2 separate regions of the Homo sapiens genome follow, and region 2 is linked to region 1. The links are chromatin loops, found by intact Hi-C in ENCODE. Cell type or tissue: Caco-2. All regions are shown on one strand. Links, peaks and the distances in the headings refer to the core of each region. The heading gives the core; the rest is flanking DNA. Region 1 overlaps DDX10 (DEAD-box helicase 10). Region 2 has its middle 310 kb from the start of DDX10.

Region 1 (9,704 bases), core at 724-8,723:
AATTCAAGGACAATTTTTAGCAGTATCTTTAATAGAGTTCTCTGACAATGAAAAAAAATAAAACCCTAACTCTGTTTGCAGAGAACAGATTTTAGTGCATCAAATACTTAGGCATAAAGGACTCAGAGAAAGATAAGAAAAAAAAAAAAAGAATAGAGAAAGGAAAAACACAACTCATATATCATACTCATATCTATTAATAGGGATTATAGAAATAATCAAAAAGGCCCTAACATGACCAGAACAATCTGCAGCAAAATGAGTAAAAAAACAGCAGCAGGATTTCCAGGAATCTAAGTAAAGGTATCAAAAAAAAGCAACAAACATCTCTTGGAGTAGAACTCTTAGTAATGTCTTTTGGATTCATTAAAAGACTGATGTGAGAGTACTAAGTATGTATTTCATACCCATAGTAAAAACATACCTTATTTTATTTTCCATATCTTCACTATCTGAATCTTCAGAGCTTCTGTATTTATCTGGATCTGGGAGTGTGCTTGGATCAAATCCATCATCATCATCATCATCATCATCACTCCAATCCAGAAAGGCTTCCTCTTCATCTTTGGCCTAAAAAATAATAATAAGGGAAACTGCAGTTGAAGAAGTCAGTTGATAAATAATCAGGTTTTATTTGCAGACCCCAATGGATATCCCTCTAATTGACATCCACAGATTAGCTTTCTCTTCTGGTGTAGGCCCTTATGTGACTTTCAGAACCACAACCATTGGCAAAGAAATGAAAATCCTTATCATTTCAAAAATAAAAGAAGATTCAGAAAGCAAATCACTATTCAGTCCTTTAAACACAATACAGGAGAAAATTGTCTATTTTATTATTTCTGTGTAACTCAACTCAATTATCAAAGAAATAAAAGCCAGGTGCTGTGGCATGCTCCTGTCATCCCAGCTACTCAGGAGGATGAGGCAAGGGAATTGCTTGAGCCCAGGAGTTTGAGGCAGCAGTACACAATGATCACGCCTGTGAATAGCCATTGCACACCAGCCTGGGCAACATCTCTAAAATAAAATAAAAATAAACATAAAGAAATAGCATACAAAATTGTTTTAGTGATCCTGTCCACACATGTAAGTTTCAAAACTACCAAAAATACTAGGTGAAAATATAAAAGATCAGAAGCCAGAGTACAGTAACATTTGTCTGATTTTATGACCACAAAAGTGTAAGTCTTAAAAAACTATCAGATCTATTAGCTGGGCATGGTGGCATGTGTCTGTAGTCCTAGCTACTCCAGGGGCTGAGGCAGGAAGATCTCGTGTGCCAGACAGCTGAGGCTAGAGTGAGCCATGATTGCACCACTGCATGCCAGCTTGGGTGATGGAGTGAGATCCCATCTCTTAAAAACGAAACAACAACAATAATCAGATCTGTACAAGCTTATTTGTAGTGATGGGTCTTCTAAATTCAAATGCAAGTGCAGAGTCACTAAGAAGAATGGGAGAAGGGGAGGAACACCAAGAAATGGGAAAAGCAATAATGCATGGGAGGGAATGTATGGAAGTTGAGATCTGTTCAGTTTCATGCAAGCAGGTAGGTAAGTGGGCTTCTTTTGTTTTTAATTTTTGGTGGTTATTTTTGTCAAAAAACAAACTAATGCAAAATTAAACTTATTATACATTTATGTTATGAACATCACACGACAAATTTATTTCTGGTAGATTGGTTTTGTCAACTACCAGATAAACCGAAACAAGCAGTGGCACATGCATTTAACAGAAAATTATAAGTGGGACTAAAAAAATTTCAGTTTCTTTCAGTTACCATCTTTACAATTCTTCATACCAAATGATATAAACTTCAATGATTCTTTGATTCTTTTGATTTCAAATGATTAATGCTCGTTCCCAGAAATTGAATAACAGTTCAGAATAGCATAGTAATGACTGTGCTAGCACTATTATGCTATTCACTATTAAAGTACTCTAACATTCTTTGATAACCTCTAAACATAAGAATTAGTCACCACTGCAAAAGTCCCTTATTATTTTCCTGGTGAGAGTCCTTGGTAAAAAATAAAAGGTCTGGAAAGAAATTGAGTTGGGGGGAGGGGGGATTAGAAGCATTAAGCAGCACACTTGACAGCTTATTTTATTGTTTACTTGAAAATAATCAAAGACACCAACAAAAATTGGATGTCACCATAAACTCAAGAATTCTAATTTCCTGAGCTACAAGATATTTCTAATTTTCCCGTCTGATGCCCTTAAAGGAATGTACTATCTGAAGGTGGAGGCAGAGCAGACTCAAAACAGTTCTAAACTTTTTGGTCTCAGGACACCTTTACACCTAAAAAGAATGGAGGATGCCAAAGAGCTTTTGTTAACATGGGGAAGATCTACTGACATTTACTGTATTAGAAATTAAAAATTTAAAAAATATATTTATTCATTTAATATACTGTATTAAATAAAAATATATTTTATGAAAAATAGCTGTAATTTCCTAAAGAACTTTTTTTTTTTTTTTTTTTTACATTTTTGCAAGTCTCTTTAATGTCTGGGTTAAGTGAAGACAGCTGCATTCTCAAATCCGCTCTGCATTCATTCTGTTGCAATATTGTTGTGGTTGAAAAATGTAAAGACAATCTGGCCTCTCACAGATAGGTATTTGGGAAAGGGAAGAGTAATAGAACCTTTTCAGAAAACTGCAGTTATTCTTTGTTCATTCCATAACAAACGTTGATGTGTAATAGCTTCTTAAAAACTAGTTGTCATATGAAAACTGAAACCATATCAATGAACTTTTTGAAATTTGTTACATTAAAATCCATTGGTCTACCTTGCACTTTGAATGGATCTTTAGTGAATGATTTTGTAACATCATACATTGGTTACTTGGAAAATAATTGTTCACTGAATTACATAGATTATGCAGATCTCTAAATGTTGACACATTGCATTATATAATTTTTTTAAAGTCACATTTGTTATCCACCATCGATGTCTTTAAAACAAACAAACAAAAAAAAAAAAACCAAAAAAAAAAAAACAAGCCTTTTTAGTATTGGGAAGCTGTTGGTGGTTACAAATTTTCCAAAGTCAAATATTGAGAAATATTGGTGAATACAAGTTTTCCAAAATTCTTGTTTTCCTAAAAGCTCAAATTTTAGCATCAGCAACAAATACTTTCAGTTGTTTTCCTTGAAGGGTAAGCAAGTATCATTTTCCTCTGGCTGATTTCACAATTTTTTGTTTATCATAACAGTTGACCATGATATGTCTAGGAATGGTTTTGTGTTTGTATTTCTTGGGACTCTGCAAGCTTCTTGGATCTGATAATGTTTTTCACTAAATTTGGGGAGTTTCCAGCCATTATTCCTTCAAATATGTTTATGTCTCTTTTTCATCTCTCCTTTCAGGACTCCAAGCACATGTATACTGGACTACTTCACAGGTCTCATAGGTTCTGTTCCTTTTTCTTCATTTTTTTTTTCTATTCCTCATACAGGACAATTTCTACTGGGTGTTCAGGTTTGCTGTTCCTTTCTTCTGACAATGCCAAACTGCTTTTGAGCTCACCTGGCAATTTTTTAAATTTCAGTAACTGTACTTTTCAGCTCTAGGATTTCCAGTTTTTTTTTTTTTTAATGGTTACCATTTCCCTGCTCAGAACATTTTTCCATTCACTGATACCATATTTTCCTTTAATTCTTTGAATATAATTAAAATAGCTGCTTTGAAGTCTTTGCTAAATTCAAATCTGAGCTAAGTCAGCTTCTACTGATTGCCTTTTTTGGGGTATAGATCACACTCTTCTGTTTAATTCCATGTCTAATATTTTTGTAGAAAACTGGAGATTGTAGATAACATATTACCGAAACACTAGATTCTATCATGTTTCCTGAGGACTCCTGAATTTGTATTCTAACAGGCAGGTACTTTGCCTAGATTAAAACTGCAGACTCTAATCCATAGTAAGGAGCTGCTTATATCTGTTTTGATCCTGTGGCTTCTAGTTTCCTATGGGTCTCCCCTGAGCCTGTACAATGTGGTACTTAGCCAAGAATTCAGGCAGAGGTAGGCTTACCCTCTCTGTGGCTGCCTCTGGCGATTCCTCTAATTTCCAGCTGCTCTGCTGGCTTTGAGATCTGCACTCTGACACTTTGAGCAGAATACATTATTCAAGTGTATTAATATATAATGCCACAATTTACTATGCCCCTTTAGCATTATAAAGTGACCCTCACAAAATACCTACAATTTAATAAGAGAATAATTTGAAAGTTAAACTTAATATAAATACCTTAACTCAGTATTCCAATATAAATGTTTATTTACATTGGTATATAAAGAAAATACGAATTCAAAGTAATAAAAATTTACTTTCAAATGGATAAAATGCTATTTGGATTTGTTTTAATGTGACTCTTGTAATTGACAACATCCAGGCCTTGCTATTTCCTGACCTACAAAATGACTGCAATGTTGGTGCTATACCATATTGTCTGTGCGGCATTACAGTCAATTCATGACAATGACCAATAAAATGTGGAATACCTGTATTATGGAAAGTATAATGTGACTAATACCTTTAATTTATTAATAAAACCACTATCATTTACAACACAAGTCACTAAGTTAAAAATAGTATCACCATAATGAAAACATTCTGAAGTACTATGTCTTTTTAGCAAAGCCTAGAAGTATGTACTTTCTAGCCACATACGGTAAGAAAATGGACATTCTTAGCTGCTCTGTCTCTATCTTTGATTTCATGAATGATTTAAGAGATAATTTACCAAAATGGGACCATAAAAGGAAAATAGGGACGGCAAAGTCACTAAGCCAAAGGGAAGTCAAGCTAGGGACTGTGTCAGGCAAACCTGTCTCCCATTTTATTCCTAAATAAGATAGCTACAAAAGCTACATACCTCCCTCGCAATTTGCCCACAAGGATATTCCTTGTGGACAAAGGACAGACAGAACTCAAAGTCATCCCTCTGCTCATGTGAGACAAATGCTTATCTGATTGCTTCCTCTGCCCTATTGTTTCACTAAGCCAGACTAAGGCAGGAATGATGATTCCTCTACCTCCGCCTCACATGTGAATTGTCTATTTAGTAAGAGGCTAATCAGAGACTCAAAAGAATGCAACTGTTTATCTCTTAACTACCTATGACCTGGAAGTCCCCTCCCTGCTTCGAGTTGTCCTGCCTTTCTGGACTGAATCAATGTACATCTTACAGATACTGATTGATGTCTCACGTCCCCCTAAAATGTATAAAACCAAGCTGTGCCCCGACCACCTTGGGCGCATGTCCTCAGGACCTCCTGAGGCTGTGTCATGGGTGTGTCCTTTAACCTTGGCAAAATAAACTTTCTAAATTGGTTGAGATTTGTCTCAGATGTTTTGGGCTGACAGAACCATCCTCGTTTTTACCTCCTTTTGACTTATTTTCATGAGTCAAATATTCTCTGAAATATCTATCACCTCACAACTGTCCAAAAAGGCAGGACAACTTGAAGCAGGGAGGGGGCTTCCAGGTCATAGGTAGATAAGAGACAAACAATTGCATTCTTTTGAGTCTCTGATTAGCCTCTTACTAAATACACAATTGACATGTGAGGTGGAGGTAGAGGAATAGTCACTCATGCCTTAGTCTGGCTTAGTGAAGCAATAGGGCAGAGGAAACACTCAGATAAGCATTTTTCTCACATGAGCAGAGGGATGACTTTGAGTTCTTGTCTGTCCTTTCTCCACAGGAATATCCTTGTGGGCAAATTGTGAGGAGGGTATGTAGCTTTTTTATCTTTGTAGCTATCTAATTTAGGAATCAAATGGAAGACAAGTTTGCCTGACACCGTTCCCAGTTATGTCAGTGTGTTAGGACACCATGGCTGGAAACTCACTGCTGTAAGTAAGGGAAAACTGTTTAAGCATTTTAGCAGGAAACTAAATTAGTACCTTAGAAATGCAGCAATAGAAAGGGTGGTTGGAAGGTATAACATTTGAAGGAAGGATATCAGTTTTAAAACTATAATAATTAATGAAGGAAGTGGCAGTGGAGATGAAGGTGGAGGATCGGTATGAGAAATATTAAGGAAGGAGAATCAACTAGACTCTATGGATTACAGGGGTATTATAATGCACAATGTTTGTACCCCTCTTCTTTCATATGTCCATACCCTAATCCCAATGTGATGGTCATCAGGGTGGAGCCCTCATGAATGGAATTAGCACCCTTAAAAGAAGAACTAGAGAACTAGCTAAGTCCCCTTCCACCACGTGAGAAGCCATCTACAAATCAGTAAACAGGCCCTCAGGAGATACTAAATTTACTGGCACCTTGATATTGAACTTTCCAGGCTCCAGAACTCTGAGAAATGTGTGTTATTTAAATTACTAGTCTATGGAATTTTGTTACCGCAGCCCAAAGTGACTGAGACAGGTACATAATATATTTAAGAGAATATACACAGAAGCTTAGTCGTACACATCAGACCTCTCTTAAATATAGAAACCAAGAAGACAGCAGTTTAATTAACACTGAGAGGATGCCTTACAAAAACATGCTACGGTCTGAATGTTTGTGTCCCCCACAAAATTCATGTGTTGAAACCTAACCCCCAAAGTGATAGTATTAAGAGGCAAAGCTTTTTTGGAGGCCAGGGCAGATGGACTGCTTGAGCTCAGAAGTTCGAGATCAGTCTGCACAACATGGTGAAACCTCATCTCTACAAAAAAATTAGCCAGGCATGGTGACACGCTCCTATAGTTTGCAGCTACTTGGGAGGCTGAGGTGGGAGAATGGCTTGAGCCCAAGAGGCAGAGGCTGCAGTGAGCCAAGATCATGCCACTGCACGCCAGTGGGTGATAGAGCTAGGTCCTGTCTCAAAAAAAAAAAAAAAAAAAAAAAAAAAAAAAGAAGAGGAGGCAAAGCTTTTGGGAACTGGTTAGGTCCTAACAGTAGAGCCTATCTGAATGAGATTAGTGCCCTTACAAGAGGTCTGAGGAAACTTGCTCAGCCCCTCCATCACGTGAAGAACACAGCAAGAAGGTACCATCTATGAAGCAGAGAACAAGTCCTTACCAGACCCTGTATCTGCTGGCACCTTGATCTTTGACTTCCCACCTTCTAGAACTGCAAGCAGTTAACTTCTGTTGTTTATAAATTACCCCCAATCTAAGGTATTTTGTTATAACAGCACAAATGGATTAAGACAAAGATGTCTTCATTCAACAAATCTTTATTTAGCACCTATTATGTATAGCAGACACACTTTTAGGTTCTGGACATGCTGCAGTGAACAAAATCATGTCCCTGCCCTGATAACAAAATGAGCTGTTCTAGAACCGTTACCCACATAAGCATTAAAATGAAAGCCAGGTTCTGCTATTTCTGGGGAGCAGTCAATCAAGAGCGAATCAATTCCACAAGCCCTGCTAAATGTCTAACATTTGATAGAGATAGAAAGCAGTTTTCACCTTATGGATCCCCTAACATGTGGCCGACTGATTATGCATTCTGGCTGTCAACATGCTTCTTTCTCTTCATATTTCCAAGTTGCAAGTTACCACCACTACCCCCTCACTGACTAGTTCTCTCATCTTTCTCCACCCTTCCAGCCTGCTCAAAACAAGAACCCCCTATCATCCTCATACAGACACACACAGACACAGACACACACAGACACACACACACACACACACACACACACACACACACACACACACACACACACACACACACACGCATGCACGCTCCTCTCTTAAAGCCCTGGGCAGAAAGGGGGAGTATTTTACCCACATGAAGAGATCAGTGTCACCTCTATAACTGGCAGTTCCTGAAATACAGTTTAAGAACCTCTGAGGAAATTACTTCACCTAAAACAGGAATGACTTTTCTTAAAACAGTTAGTTGGAAAACTCATTTACAAGTAGGTCAGGTGAAAATATCCCAAAACAGAAATGTTACCTGACTGGTTATTTTTGTTTTGGTTTTGATAATGGCAAGAAACACAAATAAGATGTGGCATTCTCCTACAACAAACGTACAAAGTGCTTTAACATAGATTATCTTACTTGATCTTCAAAGCCTATGAAGTAGGTCAAAAAGATTTATTGTTCCCATTTTTGAAATTACAAAACTGTGATTCTGATGACTAAATTACTTACCAAGGTCATACAAACCTGGACATACACAAGGGGTTTTCTCCTACATCACCCTGAATCTCAAATCTCATCATTAAAACTTTGGATGTGCCTATACAGTGTTTTTGTTTTTTCCAGTATCAAGTGTATTTTATAAGCTTTGTAAAACATGCAGGTGTTTCCTATGATACCTTACATGTGGTAATCTCCACTTTCCTTATCCTTGGCCCCCAAGCCTTTTTTTTTTTTTTGCCTAGAATATTGCGCCAGCTGCCTAATACGTCTTCCTGCAAGTATTCTTTCCCCAATTCTGATCACTCCAATTCTGTGTTGTAATTAGAATTCTGAAATAGATTTCAAATCTCACATGTGATAATGTAAGACACCTGTTTACAACACGTTCTTTCAGATACCGGCACTAGTCAAGCCTCTTTCCACCTCAAGTCTTCGTGCATGCTATTTCTCTCCTGGAACACCCTCTGCTGCTTCTTGCCTGTTGTGGTGCCTTCTAACATCAAATGCATGGTGTCTCTTCACACCAATCCAACAGGTACCAACAGGTGCCCAACAATACAACTCATTTCTGACAATAACCATGCAGAGTGTCTTAACACAGATCCCACAGGTCAAGGGCTCAGTCCCACAAGACTGCCCACACTTCGGACACCAGTGGCCAGTAGACTACAAATTCACGGGTTCCCACAGGCCCCTCTCAGGTTCCATAATTCTCTACAACTTTTCATAGAACTCAGGAAAGGGTTTTACTTAATGATTGCCCATTTATTATGGAGGCCTAAACTCAGAAACAGCCAGAGGAAGAGGCACAGGACAAGGGAAGGGGCGGGAGTAGGGCACAGGACAAGGGAAGGGGCGGGAGTGGGGCACAGGACAAGGGAAGGGGCGGGAGTGGGGCACAGGACAAGGGAAGGGGCGGGAGTGGGGCACAGGACAAGGGAAGGGGCGGGAGTGGGGCACAGGACAAGGGAAGGGGCGGGAGTGGGGCACAGAACTTCCATGCCCTTCCTGGGTGGGCCACCGTCCCAGCATATGAATGTGTCTGCCCATGCAGAAGCTCTCTGAACTCACTTTTCAAGGGCTTTTATAATTCAATCTCCAGCCACCCTTCCCTTCCAGGGAGGTGGGGGGAATAGGGCTAAAAGCTCCACCCTCTAATCAACTGTTTGGTCTTTCTGGTAACCAGCCTCTACCCTGAAGCTATCTAGAGATGCCACCCTAAGCCACCTCATTAGTATAAATGCCAAGTGCTGAAAGGTGACTTCTTAAGTAAAACCAGAGACACTCCTGTCACTCAGGAAATCCCAGGGGTTTAAGGGTGTTCTGTCCAGGAACCAGGGACAAAGACCAAACATGTTTCTTTATACTATACCTGATAACACAAGTCATCAAGTATTTCTAAGCATCGTTTCTTCAGTAAAACTTGTAAAAAGCATCTGTTTCACAGGACGACTGTGCAGGTGAAATGAAACAACATAGGTAAAGCACTTAGAGTACCTGGCACACAGTAACACCCTAAAATATGCTACATAATAACACACTTTTCATTTCCATTCCCCCAGAACTCAGCAAAGTA
Region 2 (9,704 bases), core at 1,006-9,005, 62 kb before region 1:
TGGAACCAACCCAAATGCCCTGGATAAAGAAAATGTGGCACATATACACCATGGAATACTATGCAGCCAAAAAAAAGTACTATTCATTCATGTCCTTTGCAGGGACATGGATGAAGCTGGAAGCCATTTCTCTCAGCAAACTAACACAGGAACAGAAAACCAAACACTGCATGTTCTCACTCATAAGTGGGAGTTGAACAATGAGAACACATGGACACAGGGAGGGGAACAACACACACCAGGGCCTATTGAGGGGTGGAGGGCAAGGGGAGGAAGAGCATTAGGACAAATACCTAATGCATGTGGGGCTTAAAACCTAGATGACGGGTTGATAGGTGCAGCAAACCACCATGGCATATGTATATCTATGTAACAAACCTACACATTCTGCACATGTATCCTGGAACTTAAAGTAAGAAAAAAAAGAGAAAGTCTTAAATAATAATAATAATAATAATAATAATAATAATAATAATAATAGCTGATGTGTCAAAATTGAATTTTGTTCCCAGGTCCTGTGATAAGCAGCTTTACCTTGGCTTTCTTGTGTAATTCTCAAAATCACCTTCTGAGGTGGGTTCTACTATTATGCCCAGTTTACAGAGGAGGGGACTGAGGCTTGGCAAATTTCAGTCACTTCACCAAGGCCTTTCAGAAAGTAGAAGCAAAGCTGGGATTCAGTCTCCAAAGCCCAAGAATGGAGCTGCTACAATCTGCCCTCTGCAAAACCTCTGATGGGGCTTCTGGTTCTTTCTTTGTATTTAGCACGGGAAAGAACTGGCCCTAAAGAATGATTCTCCTAAAATAGGATGCCGTCCCTTCACTTCTCCTCAGATGCTTTTCATCATGGTGGGGAAGAGGGTCAGAGAGGGGCTGTTGTCTAGCAACATTACATTTGCTGCCACACCCTTCCAACTCCCTCCTTGCAGATTCACAGATAACCTGTCTCCTCACATTATGGTGATCCTTGCCCCCTGACCCCTCACAGGGGGCAGAGTAAATACATGGTCATCTTCCCCATCGACACCTCTAGGCTAGGAGAGGCTAGGCTGCAAATTATATACCACTTGAGAGATGGAAGGCGTAGAGGGTGCAGAACCTTACTTTCCCCATTGCAACCCTCTTGGGATGCTTTATGTAAATATCTTCTGATTATAAAAGAATAAGGAGGGGAAGGGCTGATTCATAGCCAGCCAGGTCTTCACAAAGCCCTGGGGCAGGCTGTACAGCCCCAGGCTACATAGATTATCCCTGAGACCACCAGAGGTAAGAGAGGCTCCAGAGATGTGCATGTAGGGAGGGGGAATGGATGTGTAAGCTCTACCCACAGGAAATTCAGGACCAATCCCCCAGGGCAAATGCCCCAAAATCTATGATGCAGGTGCGAGAAGCCTGCCGAATGCTTTTAGATCAGAATAAAACAGATTTCTTTTTCTGCTTTTCCTTACCAAGTAACTCCTAGAGTTGGGTCACGGTGTCCCCATCCTCCCAGTGAGCACCAAGTGGGTAAGTGCTTCAGCACGAGCTTGTTAGGATCTGAATTGAACATGCTCTGTCCACTTAATACCTAATGCAGTGCTCAGCACAGGCAGATGCTTAGAAATTACTTTTAAATGAGCATTTTACAGTTGACCTCTCTTCTCTCTCTGCAAGCCATGTTGAAATAAAGAAGACAATGATAATGGTAATATACAGGAACTTTGTTAGAGAGCTATTTATTCTCCTGAGGCTCCATCCTGGGTCCTTGTCAAAGGGATTTGGTTATTAAAATACCTCAAAGATGTATTACAAGGCGGTTTCACCAAAAAGACAGTTGGGATATATCAAAAATTTTAAAAAACTAAATGCCCTGCCGTACCTCCATTCTTCAGGAGTTAGAAGGGGGAGGCACTGGGATGAGGAGAGGAGGAGGCGGGTCACAGTTTGTGACCTTCCCAACAGTTTACCTATGCATGGAAGAGGGACAGGGGAGGGAATCTTATTCCCCCAATTCACTGAAGCAGCTTCCTGTGGCTATATCAAGTTCCCCAAAGTTTCAATCGTGATGGAGATACTGGGACTAAAAGTATGACCCTTTATTCTTTTGGTGTGAATTAAATGCCTTAATGTACCAGATACTCTGCTGTGCAACAGGGGTACAGCTGTGAAAAAGACCAGCCTTCTTGGAGGTCCTAGTCCAACAGGGGAAGCAGACGAACAGGAGTCTTGTGGTGGTGTGAGTAGGGGATGAAGGAGCATCTCCCACACTCCCGCATATCAGATACCTCCTGGCCTCACCTCACATCCTCTAGGCTTAACTTTTACCCCAGCAGCTCTTCCATGGGTGCACCCTGAAAGCTGCTCCACATGTCTCTCACTCTCTGTCCTGGAGATTCTCTGCAGCCACTTGGGATGCCAGCAGGAGCCACTGGCTATTCACACGGGTGCAGTCTGGAAGAGCAATATCCCTTGGTGCACTGACAATGGACAGCAGGAGCCAATGCTTTTCTTTTAGGTACCTTAGGCAGACAGTTCTGAGGTCCATTTATACAGCTCATTATGCATTGAATCGTGTTCCCAAAACAGATGCTGAAGCCCTAACTCCCAGTACCTGTGAACGTGACCTTACCTGGAAATAGGATCTTTGCAGATGATCAAGTTCAAGGTGGGCCCTATTCCAATATGACTGGTGTCATTTTAGAAAGGGAAAATTTGAAGATAGACTTGCAGATAGGGAGAACATCATGTCAAGATGAAGGCAGCAATCAGAGTGATGTGCCTACAAGCCAGGGAACATCAAAGAGGGTCAACAAACCTCCAGAAGCTAGGCAAGTAGCATAGAAGAGATTCTCCCTAACAGCCCTCAGAATGAATCAACCTTGCCAACACCTTGATCTGGGATTTTTAGAACTGTGAGACAATACATTTCTGTTATTTCAGCCACCCAGCTTTGTGGTACTTTGTTATAGCAGCACTAGCAAACTCATACACAAGTCCTCAGAATTCCCAGTGAGGTGATTCCTCTGTTTCTCACAATGAGGTCCAGCTTGGTAGCCCATGCTTGTGATGGCTTCACTTTAACCCCTGCTTCCATTTTTCCAGCAACCTTCTCATAGTCCCTTGAATCCCAAAATTAAGTCCTCTAATTAAAGCCCCTGCACCAAGCCCTTGACTCTGCTTTCTAATGGGAAAAGCCAGGCTAAGGCACCCACCCTTGGAAGACAGTCAGCCATCAATCTAGGTCCCTGAATGACTACATGGAGGAGAGACCTTGGACTGTTATGTGGGTGAGAAACAAGCTAATCTAGTGTTCACTCACTTGATGGAGAGGAGCCACCTAGCCTACTCTGGGTCACACAGGGTGAGCCCTCAGGGCCTGGCTCTGACAGACACATCCAATGGTGCTATTAGGAGAAATTACAAGGTGTTGGGGCAAAAGGTCACCAGTAACAACGCTCACTTCCGTGTCTTCCCAATGCAGACCTCTTTCGCTGCCTTTATGTAATCAAGTACAGGGGTAGAGTTGCTTTGTGGAGTCCCCTTGTTGGCTTCCTGGAGAATCCTGCCACCTGTCCTTCCCTTCTTCATCCTACCTCACCCCTGCCTATCTATTCCTCCTGGGCTGGGGGCTACTTGGTTAGTCGGATACATTGCTTAACCGCTCTGCCTACTTTCCTAAGAGAGGTATTCCAGAAGAAATAAGAGAAAACCCTAAATATGCTAAAAAGGTGCTATTGGAAACTATTTATTATATTATCAAAACTTCTATGTTTATATCTTGACCCTCGAACTAGACTATAAACTCTTAGTGTCACCAAATGTGTGGAAACCTTTCTTGCTTTGGTAGGAACTGAATAAATATTTTTAAACTGGGGAGGCATGGTGGCTCACGCCTGTAATCCCAGCACTCTGGGATGCCCAGACAGGAGGATCACTTGAGGCCAGGAGTTTGAGACCAGCCTGAGCAACATAGCAAAATCCCATCTCTAAGTTAAAATTAATAAAAATAAATAAATACATAATTTGAAAAAGAATTTATTCTCCTCACATTTAGATTTAATATTCCCTAATCACCCCTTTATCAAATATTATCCCAAGTGTGGTAGTAAAAGAGCAAACTTCAGCATTTTTCCAAGATAATTTTTTTTACACATTTACAAGTGACTGGTTTTAATGCCATGGTTTGAAATGAGCATGGCTGCGGAGAGAACTGGGAAAGTCGTTCCACCCTGGCCTTGCCTCTGACCATGCACATGAGTGGTGAGCTGCTCCTGCTCATCTCCCAGCACACCCTGTACACACATGATAATCAAGCTGCATTCGTCCATCTGGCACTCAAGGACTTGGAAAGGGAGCCGGAAAACATAAAGGCAAATCTCTTTCCACAAAGCTTCCCACCTGCCGAAGAGCTGTGATAACACTCCTATTTTTAGCACAGAATAATCACATCAGGTGCTTAGTGAGGGGCTTGGGGAAAGGGCTGGAAGGGACCAGAAGTTCTGCACACACTCACTCTGTCTCTGTGCTGTGGACACCCTCCAAAATGTGCTTGCTGCCAGTTGCCTTTAAAAATCATAGAGTGAGGCCTGGCACGATGGCCCATGCCTGTAATCCCAACACTTTGGGAGGCTGAGGTGTGTGGATCACGAGGTCAGGAGTTCAAGACTAGCCTGGCCAAGATGGTGAAAGCCCCACTCTACTAAAAATACAAAAAAATTTAGCTGAGCATGTTGGTCAGCACATATAATCTCAGTTACACAGGAGGCTGAGGCAGAGAATTGCTTGAACCCAGGAGGCAAAGGCTGCAGTGAGCAGAGATCGCAGCACTGCACTCCAGCCTGGGCAACAGAGCGAGACTCTATCTGAAAAAAAAAAAAAAATCATAGAGTGTGTGAGAGACACTAGCAGCACAGAATACTAAATACTACAAACAATTTAACTCTGTGGGCAATTATTTGCTCAGGATTTGTGTGTGCCTGCAAATATTTGGGCAAGGTTTGAATGGCAGAGGCATGGAGAGGTAGGGAGTGGTTGAGGGAAGCTAGCCTTATATTTCCCTATTAGGGCATGGTGAGGGCTGTCAGCAGCATTTAGAAACCAGCCTCCAGGGGAAGTGGGTCTGCCCTAGTTTCCAGCATCCTAGAAAGCTCCACGTCTCCCCAATGACACCAGGAAAGCAAATTAGGCAGAGAAAGCAGTGATTCAGTGGCTGGTACAACACTGAGTAGGTCCTGATGCCTAGGAAACTGGAACAGAGTCTAAGTCAGTGCAATTCAACTACAATAAACCAATCAGAGTTATAATTTATGAGCACCTAGTAGGTTTTTTGTTTGTTTGTTTGTTTTTTCTTTTTGAGACAGGGTCTTGCTCTGTCACCCAGGCTGGAGTGCAGTGGCACAATTGTAGCTCACTGCAGCCTCTATCTCCTGGACTTAAGTGATCCTCCAGGCTCAGCCTCCTGAGTAGCTAGGACCACAGGCTCAGGTCACTACACCCAGATAATTTTTTTTAATTTTTTTTTAAGAGATGAGGTCTGTCTTTGTTGCCCAGGTTGGTATTGAACTCCTGGCCTCAGGTAATCCTCCTGTCTCAGCCTCCCAAAATGCTGAGATTACAGGACCACCTGGTATTTACTGGGCCTTTCCAAACTTGTGGATGCAGATGCTCATTCCCACGTGAACACCACTGATCAGGAACTGTCTCGTTTGGATCCAAAGACCAGAGGAGTTTTCCAGTTGTTACACATGTCTCAGTTTTAACCACTTTTGAGAAATACCACACAAATTCTGCTCTGAACCTCTTGCCAATAAAAAAATAAATTATTATCCCCAGAAGCAATCCTGTGACTATAAGCCACAATAAAATTATGAAATATATCAATTAAGGTGTTAACACACTATCCAATGAAGAATGCTGTCGGCTCATCGGATGCAGTAAAATTGATCCACTGGCGTGATGTGAGCACCTGATCAATTTATTTCACTGACAAAGGGATCAATATGCCGATTTTTTATGGTATTAATCATTAGGTGAATTGTATTCGTTCTGCAAAAACCTTTATACACTTAGTAAAAGGGTTTTCTCTCTCAAAACTGTCACTGTGAAGCTTTTTTCTCTGCAGATTTGGCATTTCAGCACTCAGGCCCACCTATGGACTGAGGACCGTGAACACAAAGCAATCAGTCTTAGGTGGCAGGCGTAAGAGGCAGAGGCTTTATTCTTCCAGGAGTGTGATGATCTCACGCAATGCTATAAAAGCGATGGGAATCTAGAGGTGGAACGAGCATTCACTGTCAAGCCTGGGACCAGACAGAAAACTTGTGGCTTTCTTCCCCCATCCTCACTTTCCCCAACACTCTGGTCCCCTGGCGTCTCCCAGTCTAGTGCCATAAAGCTCTTTTCTGAGTTTGGTAGGTGGCCGAATGACCGGAGCCTTGGGAAGCAGGAGGCAGGGAAAGAGCAACAGAGATCCCACCCAAGGGCCTGAGGTCCTGCTAGGACAGGCAGGAATATCATTGTACCAGAGTCCTTCCAAGAGCAGACTGGTTTAAAGGAAAAGTTAATAGGTGAGCTGAGGTCTGAAGCATCCCTTTAAAAAAAAACAATAAGACACCAAAACTTGCAGTATTGAGTCAGCCCTAGGGAAATGACTCAGAAGAAAAACGCTAAAAGTATTATCAGAGACTGTCATCAACTGGGAACTAACATTCCGCCACTCAGGAGGCACCTACTGCAGAGATGGCAGCTGACTCCCAGTGATGCCAGCAGGCTCTTCGCATCTGCACTGGCAATAAAAGGCAATGCAAGGAAAGCACGTGCAACCAAAGCATGGAAACACAAGAATATCTTTCTGATGTCTGTCCAGAGATTATTCTCCTGCCAAGGGCCATTCTTACCAAAAGGGAAGCACACCGGGGCCATCCTGATGTGTGTTTGTCATGGATACCTTGCTGGACACAGGGTATAGGACTCCAGGATAGGAAATCAGGACAGGGTACGAGCAGAGTACGTTGTGCAACAGGGAGACAACAGTGAAAAAGACTAGCACAAACATCCCGTCTTGGAACTCAGACCTGGGTGGACACAGGAGTTGACTTAAATGGGACCCCTTAACATGAAGTGGGGGCGATTCAGAGTGATTGGGGAAATGTGAGGCCAGAAGAAGCTAGTCCTAAAAGGAGGTGTCCTAAGTGAGGAACAGGCCCTTCTCAGAGGCCCTGGAAGGATTGCTACAGAGGGGAAGGACAAGGGTATGGAAGGATGACAGTTAATATTTTGTCAGTTACCCAGCGTTGTCCTGGTAAATTTAAACACTCACCTTCCTTCTCTGCTCCCACCTCCACCAGAGCTCCTAGTCCAGTTGCTCAGAACACTGACAGACGACCCGGTGGCACTGCTCCTCTGACACTGCAGACCCAGTGTGTGCAGGCACATGTCCACAACAACTCTTTGGGGGAAAAAATGTGTATACGTGTATATGTCCATTCATTTATTATAAATGTTGTAGATATAAAAGGTGTAAAACACAAGTGACAACTAATAATAACATTTATAATACTCTCTATTGTACATTTCATATAACTAATTGATTCTTCCAGAATGCTTTTGTCGATTTTTGCCAAAGTCTTCTAATTGACTGAAGAGCTGTCTGAGGACGACCACCCAATAGGGGCAACATTCAGACAAAGGAGTAGGTGGGCAGAAATTTCAGAGTTACCAGGAATTTGGCCAAGAATTACTTTGAATATGATAGTCAAAAGTTGCTGCTCCTACCCCAGCAGCGCTGCTCCTGCACACATCTGTGTACAACACACACACACACACACACAGACTCAAATTCTCCTTGCCATCCAGAAGAGCCTCACTTTTCTATTCTCCAGCCAGCAAATTCCTGAGCCATGGTGTTAAACATGGAGTTACCATATGACCCAGCAATTCCACTCAAGGGAAACGAAAACGTACGTCCACACAAAAACTTGTAGATGAATGTTTATAGCAGCATTAATCATAATAGCCAAAAAGTGGAAACAAGTCGAATGTCCATCAACCAAAAAATGAATAAACAAGATGTGGTATATCCATACAATGCAATATAATTTGGAAATAAAAGGAATGAAGGAATCCACACCACAGCATGGATGAACTTTGAAAACATTCTGCTAACTGAAAGAAACCAGACCCAAAAGGCCACATATTGAATAATTCCATTTATATGAAACCTAGAGACAGAAAGTAGACTAGTGTTTGCCTCAGGCTGGGAAGGTTGAAGGAGAAATGGGATGTAACTACTAACAGATATGAGGTTTCTTTTGAAGACAATGAAAATGTTTGAAATTTGATTATGGTGATGTCTGCACAACTCCGTGAATATACTAAAAACCACTGGGCTGTACACTTTAAAATGGTGAACTATATGATCTGTTAATTATATCTCAATAAACCTGTTTTTTTTAAATTTCTGAGCCATGGCAAAAAAGCTGGTTGAAGTCTTATTTCAATCCTGTGAATGTACCTCCATTGCTAATGGTTGAAGAAGAGCTTTATGAAATGACTTGACCTCATTTTCAGATTGGATTCCCACAACTACCATGTGAGGCCAGCAGAGATGAGATTGCGTTTACTTATAAAAGGCTGGGGTTCAATCTGTTAGGTGACTTGCTTAGGGTCACACAGCAGGTCTAGAATGGAAGGTGGTCTTAGCATTGTCTACAACTCATGCTGACACAGTTCAACTAACTGCAAACTAAAGAGAGAGTAATTACCCTACAACTGGGTCACATGGTAAGGCTAGGAGTTCAGGTGGGTTACAGAGCTAGACCAGGGATGTGAAGCCCCTGCTGAAAGTCCTCCCCATAAAGCTGAAGACCAGGAGAGCTGAGGTGTTGGTTCACAGAATGAGACTTTAAGAGTGGGTGAGATCAGGGCTCCATAACCTGAATGTCAGGCACACCTAATTGATTCAGGTGTCCACTCGGTAAATACTTACTGGGCATCTATTACGACCTAGGCCCCAGGGATTCAAAAGAGAACAAAGTCTTCACTGTCATGGCTTTCAGGGTAGAAAAGCACAGACAATCCTATGACCAATTAATTACAATTGTGATAAGGGCTCCAACAGGGGAAATAAAAATGCCAAGAGCATATAATGGGACATGGCCTGCTTCAGACTAAAGACAAATTGGGAAGAGAAAATCCAGTATTTTGCCAAATTCTACCTTACCAATTCTAAGTATGTCCTTTCCTTGCAAAGTCAAACCAAATAACCTGTTTCCGGGTTTGGTTTTGTTTTGTTCATTGAGCATATGATATTTACTCCTCTGCTCTCAGGTTTTCACAGAAGAAGAAACATCTACAAACACTTCAAGCCACTCAAGAAGTCCCAGGAAGGGATACTTGATCTTTCTTTTTGCCTTTTTACTTGCTTTTTCCCAGAGAAAATCAGATTTATCTGATTAGCAAAACTGGTGAAAGGCTGACACCCACTGGGCCCATTTACAGCGGGCAGGCCCATGCACTGTAACAAGTTACGGGTCCATCACTCACCTCTCACTCTTACGGGCCCCTGGGCTTTGGAGGCCTGGGCTCTCCTTGGGTTCCCAGGCTCATTTTGTTAAGCAGAATCAGAGAATGCCTGCCTATGATGCCAAGCCCAATCTCTACTCTGGGTTCCAGTTTCTTTATCTGAGACTGGGTGAGTGTTCCAATTACCCATGAGTAACAAACTA

What was found. Peaks named below come from ENCODE experiments on the same cell type or tissue, not always from the same donor. Only the 100,000 strongest peaks of a DNase experiment are listed, where the experiment ranks them.
Region 2: it touches region 1 in a loop (6-fold over the local background); 2 of 110 quality-filtered maps call a loop at or near these places.

The regions. Positions count from the first base shown.
Region 1 is chr11:108,908,739-108,918,442 of GRCh38, reverse strand. DDX10 (DEAD-box helicase 10) reads right to left here. Exons shown (of 18, transcript NM_004398.4): 17 at 425-570. Among named protein-coding and RNA genes, the nearest start is that of DDX10, 250 kb to the right of the region's middle. RefSeq lists an enhancer at 4,749-5,250. In Caco-2, for the core only: no CTCF peak of the experiment used is centred there; a DNase peak (open chromatin) is centred at 5,112.
Region 2 is chr11:108,970,546-108,980,249 of GRCh38, reverse strand. No RefSeq gene overlaps it. Among named protein-coding and RNA genes, the nearest start is that of DDX10, 310 kb to the right of the region's middle. In Caco-2, for the core only: no CTCF peak of the experiment used is centred there; no DNase peak of the experiment used is centred there.